Regions from separate parts of the Homo sapiens genome. Here regions 1 and 3 are each linked to region 2. The links are chromatin contacts, found by Hi-C or POLR2A ChIA-PET in ENCODE. All regions are on one chromosome and are shown on one strand. The core of a region is the stretch at or near the end of the contact, and the rest is flanking DNA. Distances in the headings are between cores, read along the strand shown.

What was found. Hi-C counts contacts between places; a loop is a spot of excess contacts on that map. ChIA-PET counts read pairs that join two places held with the same protein, here RNA polymerase II (POLR2A). Pooled maps may share reads with other maps.
Region 1: a loop to region 2 is called in a map with no recorded cell type, with 5 times the contacts of the local background. The contact joins the enhancer-like site here to the promoter of SLC30A1 in region 2. A Hi-C loop is called at or near these places in 3 of 37 single-sample maps with no recorded cell type and 8 of 50 pooled maps. POLR2A ChIA-PET finds 5 or more read pairs at or near these places in 1 of 52 experiments (WTC11).
Region 3: a map of heart left ventricle shows a loop between it and region 2 (7-fold over the local background). The contact joins the enhancer-like site here to the promoter of SLC30A1 in region 2. A Hi-C loop is called at or near these places in 3 of 168 maps with a recorded cell type or tissue (PC-3, PC-9 and heart left ventricle) and 4 of 50 pooled maps. POLR2A ChIA-PET finds 5 or more read pairs at or near these places in 1 of 52 experiments (endothelial cell of umbilical vein).

What each region holds. Positions count from the first base shown.
Region 1 is chr1:211,414,657-211,418,292 of GRCh38, forward strand. All of the region lies in intron 4 of LINC00467 (long intergenic non-protein coding RNA 467), which reads left to right. It also overlaps the pseudogene SNX25P1. Among named protein-coding and RNA genes, the nearest start is that of LINC00467, 34 kb to the left of the region's middle. Within about 2 kb of position 1,513, at least 14 of the 41 ENCODE cell types and tissues checked have a DNase peak (open chromatin) inside an H3K27ac peak, as active enhancers do.
Region 2 is chr1:211,577,364-211,580,973 of GRCh38, forward strand. It overlaps SLC30A1 (solute carrier family 30 member 1), which reads right to left and starts at 1,798. Exons shown (of 2, transcript NM_021194.3): 1 at 628-1,798. The coding sequence starts at 1,249. RefSeq lists silencers at 428-777, 1,278-1,587, 1,828-2,387 and enhancers at 888-997, 970-1,471, 1,472-1,971.
Region 3 is chr1:211,738,940-211,742,653 of GRCh38, forward strand. No RefSeq gene overlaps it. Among named protein-coding and RNA genes, the nearest start is that of NEK2-DT, 65 kb to the left of the region's middle. Within about 2 kb of position 1,277, at least 3 of the 41 ENCODE cell types and tissues checked have a DNase peak (open chromatin) inside an H3K27ac peak, as active enhancers do.

The sequences.
Region 1 (3,636 bases), core at 263-2,762, 160 kb before region 2:
CATTTTCAACAACGGTAACAAGAACATCCAATGGGAAAAAGGTAGTCTCTTTAATAAATGATACTGGGGCTGGGCATAGTGGCTCATACCTGTAATTTCAGCACTTTGGGAAGCCAAGGCAAGAGGATTGTTTGAGGCCTGGAGTTCAAGACCAGCCTGGGAAACATAGTGAGACCCCCATCTCTACAAAAAATTAAATATTAGCTGGGCATGGTGGTGTGTGCTTCTGGTCCCAGATACTTGGGAGGCTGAGGTGGAAGGATCACTTGAGCTTAGGAGTTTGAGGCTACAGTGAGCGGTGCGTGTCCCTCTGTACTTCAGCCTGGGCAACAGAGTGGGACCATTCTTAAAAAATAAAAATAAGTAAATAAATCGTGCTGGGAGAACTGGATATCCATGTGCAGAAGAATGAAACTAGATCCCCATCTTTTACCATATAAAAAAATCACCTTAGCTGGGCACGGTGGCTCATACCTGTAATCCCAGCACTTTGAGAGGCTGAGGTGGGCAGATCACAAGGTCAGGAGTTCAAGACCAGCCTGGCCAACATGGGGAAATCCTGTCTCTACTAAAAATACAAAAATCAGCCTGGCGTGGTGGCGGGTGCCTGTAATCCCAGCTGTGCAGGAGGCTGAGGTTGCAGTGAGCCAAGATCGTGCCATTGCACTCCAGCCTGGGTGACAAGAGCAAGACTCCATCTCAAAACAAACAAACAAAAATAGCCACAATATATAAGGAACTCAATAGCAAAAACCAAATAATCCAATTTTTAAAATGAGTGAAAGACCTGAATAAATATTTCTCAAAAGAAGGTACACAGATGGTCAACAGATATTTGAAGAAAAATGCCCAACATCACTAATCATCAAGGAAATGCAAATCAAAACCACAATGAAATACTATCTCACCCCAATTAGGATGGCTATTGCCAAAAGACAAAAAATAACATATGCTGGTAGAATGCAGAGAAAGGGGAACTCACCTACACTGTGGGAATGTAAAGTAGTACCTCCATGATGAAAAACAGTATGGAGGTTCCTCAAAAAATTAAAAATAAAACTACCATATGATCCAGCAATTTCACTGTTGGGTATATATTTAAAAGAAAGAAAATTGTAACATCAAAGAGATATCTGCAATCGGTGTTCCTATGTTTATTGCCTCACTATTCACAAATAGCCAAGGTATGGCATCATCTTAAGTGTCAATCAACGGATGAGTGGATAAAGAAAATGTGGTTATGTACATAGTGGAATATTATTTAGCTATAAAAAAGAATGAAGTCATGTTATTTGCAGCAATGTGATTTGGAACTGGAGGTCATTATATTAAGTGAAATAAGCCAGGCACAGAAAGACAAATATCACATTGTTCTCTCACATGTGGGAGCTAATAAATTGGATCTCATGGAGGTAGAGAGTAGAATCATGGCTATGAGAGGCAGGGAGGGGAAGAGTAGAGGGCAGGATGAAGAGAAGCTGGTTAAGGAGTACAAAAATACAGTTAAAAGGAATAAGTTCTGGTGTTAGTAGTACAGTAGAGAAATTACAGTTAACAATAATGTAGTTCATATCTTAAAACAGCTAGAAGAGTAGAATTGTAATATTCCCAACACAAAGAAAAGATAAATTCTTAGGCTGGCCAGGCTTCAGTCACAACACGGTGGGGCTCCCTGGCTGCGCCCGGCCCGGCAGCTACGGGCCCAGCGCCTGTTGGCGGCGCTGAGGGGTCGCCGAGAGGGGCCCGGCGGCGTCTGCGGGGGCCGCTCCCTCCGTGGGCCGCGGGCGAGGCAGGAGCGCGGGCTCCCCCTGCCTCCGGAGCGCCGGCGGGGGACGGCGGGGCAGGAGATGTGCCTGTCCTTAGCGGCCCAGGAAGCAGCATGCACCCCGATGCGACCGACAGTGGCGGCGCCGGCCTCAGCCCCGCGCGGGCCGCAGGCGCCGGCGGCCGTCCTGTCTCGGGCTTCAGGGGCGAGCGGCGGCCAGAGTCCCCGGGGGACGCCGAGGCAGCAGCGGCGGCGCCGGGGGCCCCGGGCGGCCGGAGCTGGTGGAAGCCCGTGGCGGTGGCCGCACTTGCCACCGTGGCCCTCTCCTTCCTGGGGCCCGGCAGCGGGGAGGCGGCGGGGGCCGCGGGGCTGAGCTCCGTCCTGCTCAGGCTCAGCCTGTACCTGAGCTGCGCTGCGGCCACCTTCCTGCTGGGGACCCTGTTCGCCCTCGTCTGCCGGAGCCCGCGCGCCCCGCCGCCCGACTTTGCCGCCGCCTGGAGCCGGCTGGCCGCGACCTCAGCCGCCCGCCGCCCTCCTGGGAGTCCTGTGTATGGAAACTCACATGAGTCAGCTCAGTTTAGAAGGGTAGTAATTTCTCATAATATGGATAAAGTTCTGAAAGAAGTGTTCGACTACAGTTACAGAGATTGCATTCTGTCCTGGTATGGAAACCTCAGCAGAGATGAGGGACAACTTTACCATGTGCTCTTGGAAGACTTTTGGGAAATTGCCAGACAGCTGCACCACAGACTGAGTCACGTGGATGTGGTTAAAGTTGTCTGCAATGATGTTGTGAGGACTTTACTCACTCATTTCTGTGACCTGAAAGGTGCTAATGCCAGACATGAACAGCCAAGACCTTTTGTGTTGCACGTATGCTTGAGGAACTCAGATGATGAAGTAAGATTTCTACAAACGTGTTCTCGGGTTCTGGTGTTTTGTCTCCTCCCCTCAAAGGATGTGCAGTCTCTCAGTTTACCTATAATGCTTGCAGAAATTCTCACAACAAAAGTCCTGAAGCCGGTAGTGGAGTTACTGAGTAATCCAGATTACATTAACCAAATGCTGCTTGCCCAGCTGGAGTACAGAGAGCAGATGAATGAACATCACAAGAGAGCCTACACCTATAGCCCCTCTTATGAGGACTTCATCAAGCTCATTAACAGCAACTCTGATGTGGAGTTCTTGAAGCAACTAAGGTCTGTTGAAGGAACGGTAGAGAAGAGTGGTAGAAGATGTGTGCTGGTCGTTTTCAACAACTGACTTTTGGGCAAGGTATCAAATTGTAGTGGAAATAATCCAAGCGACTACAATTAGCAGCTTTCCCCAACTGAAGAGGCACAAAGGTAAAGAAACTGCGGCAATGAGGGCTAGGAACATGAAGAGGTACATCAACCAACTGACTGTGGCAAAGAAGCAGTGTGAGAAGAGAATCCGAATCCTGGGAGGCCCTGCCTATGACCAGCAAGAGGTTGGGGCCGTGGATGAGGGGGAAGGGCCTCAAAGCCAGAAGGTAGAACTTTATAGTTTCTTGTTCTGACCCTACCAAGTTTATTATAAATGCTGATAGAACTACATATAAAGACTTTCAACTTAAAAAAAAAAAGAAAAATTTTTGAGGTGATAGATATCCGCTTACCCTGACTTGATAATTATAGATCGTATACATGTATCAAAATATCACATTGTGCATCTACTGATTTGGCAAATAAGCTAATAAAGAAATTTAAAAAGAAACAAAATATCACATATAGTCCCAAAATATGTATAACTATGAAATATCAATTAAAAATATTAAAACTAAATTGAGATATACATTGAAAAGGAGGAATGAAGTTACTATAATTATTAGGATGTGTGTTCTTACACCT
Region 2 (3,610 bases), core at 548-3,047:
ATGTTAAACATGCCCAGACAGGTCCTAAATCTATGATTTCCAGGATTAGGGATCAATTAGCTGAAGCATACACTGCTGTTCATAAAAGAAACCTTTAACCAGGGTTTACACGCTCTGAATGCATATTATGAAACGGAGTTCAATGGGCATAAGAACTACTTTGGCAGAGCAAGGTTTCCAGCACCCAACTACTGGGGACGAATTGGGGATTCTCTCCGTTTCCCAAGAGGGCCAAGGAATTGAATTGGGAAGCATTTCTGACGCTGTTATAACCATAACCAGACAAGTCTCCAGCAAAGTTGCTGCAGCCTGTAAAGACAGCCAAGTGCGGGTGTGGACTGCAGCGGGATGATGATCACCTCCTGACCCTTTTTCTTAGGGTCTGACCCACAGCCCCCACCTACAAATATGCCAGACGCGTCGCCGGCTCCTTGCACCCGACTGAGGGGGTTCTGATTTCCTGGAGCAGCAGCGGGGCGTGTGCAGGACGGGGAGGGAGCAGGCAGGGGCGGCGCGGCGCAGGCCCGCTCGGGCAGCAGGGGGCGTGCGGGCCACCCCGCCGAAGGCCAGGCGAGGCTCTGGGCACCCCAAACCCAACCACCTGCGGCAGCGACTTTCCCGGCTCACCTGCGGGGTCCAATTTCAGCCCGTTGGAGTTGCTGGTATTGGCCACCAGGGTGTTGGTCTCCTCCTGGTCGGGACCCTGCTCGCCCGGGGCCACGTTGATGTCGCTGCTCCCGGGGCGGGTGCTCTTAACGCGAGGCCCCTTGGGGAGGCCGTGGCCGTGGCCGTGACCCCCGTGCGAGTGGCCGTGGCCGGAGTCCTGGCTGAAGCCGCTGTGATGGTGGAAGAGGCAGAGCCCCAGCACGTTGACCAGCAGCCCGGCCACGCCGACCCCAAGGACCACCAGCGGCTGCTGCATCTCGTGCGGCTCGATGAAGCGCTCGATGGCCTCCAGCAGGATGGCGAAACAGAGGCCAGTCAGGAAGATGGCGTTCACCAGAGCCCCCATTACCTCGGCTCGGATCCAGCCGAACGTGTTCTTCTGGGTGGCGTGGGTCCGCCGGGCGAAGCGCTCGGCCACCAGCGCCACCACCAGCGCCAGCACGTCCGACAGCATGTGGAAGGAGTCGGAGAGCATCGCCAGCGACGAGGTCACCCGGCTCACCACCACCTCCAGCACCATGAACATGAAGGTCAGCGCCAGCATGCACAGCAGCCGGCCCCGGTTCCGACCCCAACACCCCATGGCTGCGGCTGCGGGGCCCGCCGAGCCCGGCCCGGAGACTGGTGCAGCGGCGGCGTTGGCGGGACGCGGAGGGTCGGCGACCGCGACACGGAGGAGCGCCCGAGTCGGGCCGTTCGGGAAACCGCTGAGGGGCCCCCGCGGCCGCACGGGGACAAGCCCGGGTCAAGCCGCCGAGCCCCGCGCCTGTGGGCGTTCTCCGCCAGCCGGCGGCGCCGCGCCGCGCAGCTCCTCAGGCGTCCGTCCTCAGAGCCGGCGCCGAGGCCCGGCTCAGCCTCAGCAGCCCCCACACCCAGGCGGCGGCGGTGGCGGGGAGCTGGGCTCCCGGAGCCGGGGTACCAAGAGCCGCAGCCGGAGCAGGAGCAGGAGGGCGGCGGGCGAGGGCGGCAGGAGAGGGCGACGGGCAGCTTCGCGCCGAGAAAGCTCCGAGCATCTGAGGGCTCTGCTTGCTGGTCTCCTCTGCGGCGGCTGGACTGAGGAGCGGATGGCTGAGGAGCTAGAGAGGCGGCGGCCACGGCAGCTGCACTCGGCCCGGTCTCGGGCGCCTTCTTCGCCCCCCCGCCTTTGCAGACGGTTTACAAAAAAACTTTGCTTTGCACTCGGAACCCCCGTTTTCACACGGACCCGAGCGTGACAAGGCCTTGCCGCCCCGCCCACCAGGCCCGGCACGCTTCCCCATTGGTCAGGACCCCCTCACGACAGCCTCGGCGTCCCGCCCAGCCACGCTCACTATTGGATGGAGCCTCGGAGGGGCGGGAAGGGGGCGGGGTCGCGGCTCCAACAGATAGGGGCGGGGCCTTTTCCTCCCGGAGCCGGGCGTGGGCCGGGGGGCCGTGGCCGGGTGCAGCGGCGGGCGAATTGGGGGCGCGGGCCGCGTGCAGCGGGAGGGGGAGGGGCTGGCCGGGTCCCCTCGGGTGTGGCGGAGTCCTGGCCTGCGGACCATCGCAACTCCCAGCACACCTGCGGGGGCCGGGCTGCAAAGTCTGCAAACAGACTTTGATCCTCCGAGCCCAGTCCACGTGGGGGCGGGCCGCGCGGCGGCTGTGTGACAGCTCGGCGGCGGGGGAGGGGCCGGAGGGGAGCCCCTGAGCGCGGGGCCCTCGAGTACTCGGTCCTGTCGGAGGAGGCCGACAGACGCATAAACAAGTGCGACTGTAACTTGGGACTCTGCTGGACGCCGAGCTGAGGAGTTAGTCCTCCCGAAGGTCTGCTAGGGGCGTGGACCGAATCTTTGTACATGTTTTGGGAAAGCCAGTTTCTCCTATCACCATCAACCCCTGGAGACCTTGTGTGAACTCAGGTGTCTGTCACTGATTATCTAAGGACAGTTCAGGGTACAGACTTCAGGCAGGAGAAACCTGGGCTCTGCTCCTTGCCTTGTCAATAGCCAGCTGTGTGGCTTTGAGCAAGTCACCTAATCTCTCTAGACCTGTTTCCCCATCTATAAAGGACTGGACAAATGCAACTCTGAAGATCCCCGTCTGACTCCAAAATTCTAAGGCTCTATGATTTAACATTTATTTATAGACTACACACGGTGGAATCTTGTGCTGGTTGCTATGGGGAGGTGGAGGGGCAGTAAGAATACAAAGGAACGAGTTTCTGTCCAGGTGGAGGTAAAATATAAACACGACATTTTAAAATTACGATGGAATACTCTTGATAAATTGTGCTATTTTAGACTGAATACATAAGCACTGTGTTGTGGGTGGAGATGAGTTGATCTGGAAAGGAACAGCTTGCCCATCTAAGGTGGGGTGGTGGCTGGAATCAGAGTGGCTTAAGCTGGACCTGAAAGGCCTCACCACAGCCCCTGCGCAGCAGAAGGACCTCCCCACCCACTGCCCTAGATTACTACTGGACAAATGCAGTGCCAGCTATTGCCTGGAGATGTGTATACAAGGCTTGTTTGGAGCTGTTATTTTGCATTGTTTTGGTATTCTTGTAATTCCTATGAAATTTTTTTCACTTGTATGTAGTGTGTTTCTAGTCTCCCCATCCAGACTGGAGAGCTGGATCCTCACCTTCTGTTTCTGTTTTGCTGGAATATAAAGAATGGAGGAAAATTTTCAAGACATTATTAAGGAAAAAATGATAGAATTTGATGATTAATTGGGTATTGGGAAGGAGGAAGCTAGGTAGGAGAACAAAGATAGTTATAATGTTTCTAACCTGACAAGGAAAATACTGCCTTAAACAGGTGAGGAAGTTGGGAAGGGAGGCCAAGAAGCTGATTTTTAGGAGAAAATATGAACTCCATTTTTAATGTGCTTAATTTGAAGTGAAGTCTGGGTTTGGGCAGTGCTAAAGGGTGGATTAATGGGTTTAGGACTTCCATAACTTCCTCTCCTTTGATATGGATGA
Region 3 (3,714 bases), core at 27-2,526, 160 kb after region 2:
CAGCAAACCCTCAGATCTTTACTTTCACTTGCTTCTTGTCTGTGGTTTGCAGATTCCTAGTACCTATGCTCTGCCCACCCATGCCTGCCCCTCCTCTCCTCCCACTCTCCCCTAACAGTAAATACCTTTCAAATGAGAAACCCTCTGAGCACCCCTGCTTGCTGGCACCCTCTGTGCTAGAATCTCCTGCTGCAGTCAGACAGGTACCTGGGCGGGGGGTGAAGGGGAGCTGGAGCTGGGCTGGTGAGGTAACCCTGCTGTCCTTCCTCTCCAAGGCCTAATAAAGAGGAAGACAGAGTCTGAGGCAATGCTTCCTGTGACACCAGGTTTCTGCATCCCTCAGACATCGCTCCAATGACAATTTCAATTATTATTCCTGATCGGACATGGCACAGATTCTGAAGGCTGGCTTTCAGTAATCAGCTGTTCCATTTCTCTGCCTCCAAGAAGAAATGCTTTATTAATTCCACATTCATTAACTCATTCATTCCCTTGCTTTTTCTAGCCATCCTTTGGGAAAACAAGGACGGGTCTTCTTTATAATAAGCTAGCCCAGAACCACTCTGAATATCGTAATGCCTGAGCAGCCATCTCCATATCCATGAGTTGCTGTTTATGCCAAGCTTCCCACCAGATGATGGTTTGAAGTATTTCCAAATCTTCTCTAAGAGAACTGTTCCATAACCTCATCATGGCCCTGAAGCCTCTCTCTCTTGGAATTCCCAATTTCTGGTGTTACTCTGAAGTTCCGTGAATGGTGGGCTGGACAGCTTGTTGGATATTTGTCTGGGGAATCAAAGGCTCTTAGGGCCAGATGGGGCTTTGAAACATCACCTGCTTCTCATCTCCTCACCCCCACCCCCAGCAGGGCAGAGTTTCGAATACACACCTGCTAATCCAGCTTTGCCTCGTTTCTTTGTGCTCTACCATGATAACCTCAATAGCCATAAGCAATATCTTATTCTAATCTGCCCACTTCCTTCTGATACCCACTAAGAACTGAGCACCCAGAACTTACCACTGGAAGGTAAAGTGTCAATTCTCAAGATATAAACTTCTGAGACTTCTGCAACTAGAAAGGAGAAAGGTTTTCAAAATTACTTTCAATTTCCTGAAGCATTAGGACACTTTCAATGTAGTTTTATATTTAGAATCATATGAATTATACAGAGAACCGTGGGCTGGTGGACAGCTTCCAAATACTAGAAATTATATTTCCCTCCATTTTGATAATTAGTTCAAGGTCTTCACCACAAGTGACATCATGTCTCAGAAGCAAAAATAGGTCCCTATTAAGCCTATGTAATGTCTTGTCTAGTAGATCTGATTTCCTCTTTATGCCCCCGTCTCCTCACCTTCCTAATTGGCGCTCCAACCTCAAAGCTTTTTCTCACTGCTGTCTGGAGCCTTAGATATATTAAATATAGTCTGACTGTGTGGGGTTAGGGACTTGGCTATGCTGATTGCATGTGTCTAACTTAAAAACCAAGAGACCTAGGGCATGATAACAGCTCATTGCAGCCTCAATTCTCTCAGGCTCCAGTGATCCTCCTACTTCAGCTTCTCGAGTAGCTGGGACCACAGGTACACACCACCATGCCTGGCTAATTTTTTTTTTTTTTTAAGTAGACACGGGGTTTCACCATGTTGGCCAGGCTGATCTCCTGTCAGCCTGGTGTCAAACTCCTGGGCTCAAGTGATCCTCCTGCCTTGGCCTCCCAAAGTGCTGGGGTTATAGGCATGAGCCACTGCATTGGGTATGCATGGAACACATCACTTGCAGTTTAGGCACATCTCAATATGAGAATAACTTACATCCTCTGTTAAACCCAGTTGGGGTGAGATAAACACAGCCTCCTTACTGCACATTCAGTACAATGTGCCAGTGTCTTATGTGCTTCCTGTATATAATCTCACTTAATACTGAAAAGAAGTCTTGGCCAGGCATGGTGGCTCACGCCTGTAATCCTAGCACTTTGTGAGGCCAAGGTGGGCGGATCATGAGGTCAGGAGTTCAAGACCAGCCTGGCCAACATGGTGAAACCCCGTCTCTAATAAAAATACAAAAATTAGCCAGGTGTGGTGGTGCACACCTGAAGTCCCAGCTACTCAGGAGGCTGAGGCAGGAGAATCACTGAACCGGGACCCGGGAGGCAGAGGTTGCAGTGAGCCGAGATCACGCGGCTGCACTCTGGGCTGCAGAGTGAGACTCCGTCTCAGAAAAAAAAAAAAAAAGAAGTCTTTGAGCGTTTCCCATTTAACACATAAGGAGAGTGAGGTTGAGAGGATAAGAAACTTGCCAAAGGGCCAAGGTCGAATTGAAGTCCCCGGTTCTGCTGCTCCTGGGCTCCTACTTGGACAAGCCCTTAACACTTGATGGCGCCATGACAGAGGGATATTCGGGCACTAGTGGCCATCGTGGCCTAGAATTTATTACCTACTCTAGTTCCACACTAGAATTCAGAAAAGAAAGAAACTATTATGAGATTGAAATCTGTATCCCCTTTGGTCTAACATAAAAATGTTCTTTTTATCTTCTACTATATAGGGCAAAATTTTTAAAATGCACTTCACTTCCACATCCAAAAAAAAAAAATAATTAATTTCAGGGCTTTTTTCATGGTTAATTGTATCTCTGCAGCAGCTGAGAGGAACATTAATAAAAATTATCTTTTGGGGTTTTGGGATTATTAAAATTGAGGATAAGGATGTTATGGAAGCTTTAGCTTCTAGATCCATCGCCCTTTTAACAAATATACTTGTTCCTTTAGATTTCACTCTTATTTACGAAATACATAAATCTGAACCAAAGCAATATGCTGTTTTGGGGAAAATATATGAATGCAAATAAAAGAAAGCTGATTCTAGTCCCCACAATTCTACTAAGTAGCCATTTGATGCTACCAGCAATGCACCAAAATTGTATCAGAGTGAAATCTGCCATCCCAAAACAAGGTGACTACTTGCTCTGAAATTCTAAGAGCCAATCAGTCATGCATCAATCGGTGCCAAAAATAATATAATGTCCAAACAAAACCTCCATTCTTTTAGCTAGGTGTCCATTTGATTAATGTGACTTATACGAATGAGGGATGGATCAACAAATCTAATCCTCTTAAGGTATTTGGGAACTCGAAATATTTCTAACTAATGGAAATTATGGGCAAGCCTGCCAAAGGGCAAGAACTCTTTTAGACCCATCTAGTGTTCTTTATTCAAATAGCTTAGGAATTTTTTTTTTTTAACTGTGGTAGCTGATCTTCAAAGACAGCTCCCAATGAAGCATGCCTCTCAGTATTTGATAGTATTCTACCCATTTATAGACCTTCCCACATTGAATCTGGACTGGCTCTGTGACATGTTAACTAAAGGAATATAGCACCAAAAGTGACTCTGTGCCAGTCTTGGACCTATGCCATTAAGAAGTCCTGGTACCTTCTACTTCTGTGAGCCCTGAGCTGCCATTGCTGCCACTGTCCCACACTAAATATATCAGAATTCAATACAGCCAACGCAGGCCCAAATGCACCATTTCTAATGCCATCCTTTGTCCTTACTGAAACAAGCATAAATCAGAGAAACACAAAAAGCCTGATTGTGGGCTAAGATGCCTTGATTGAAAGAAGCTTCTGTGTCATCAATATTTTGAATTGTCCCTTTGTCACCCTGGAGGGGCATCCCTACTGGCTGAGGTATGCCTTTCCTCAGTAAAAT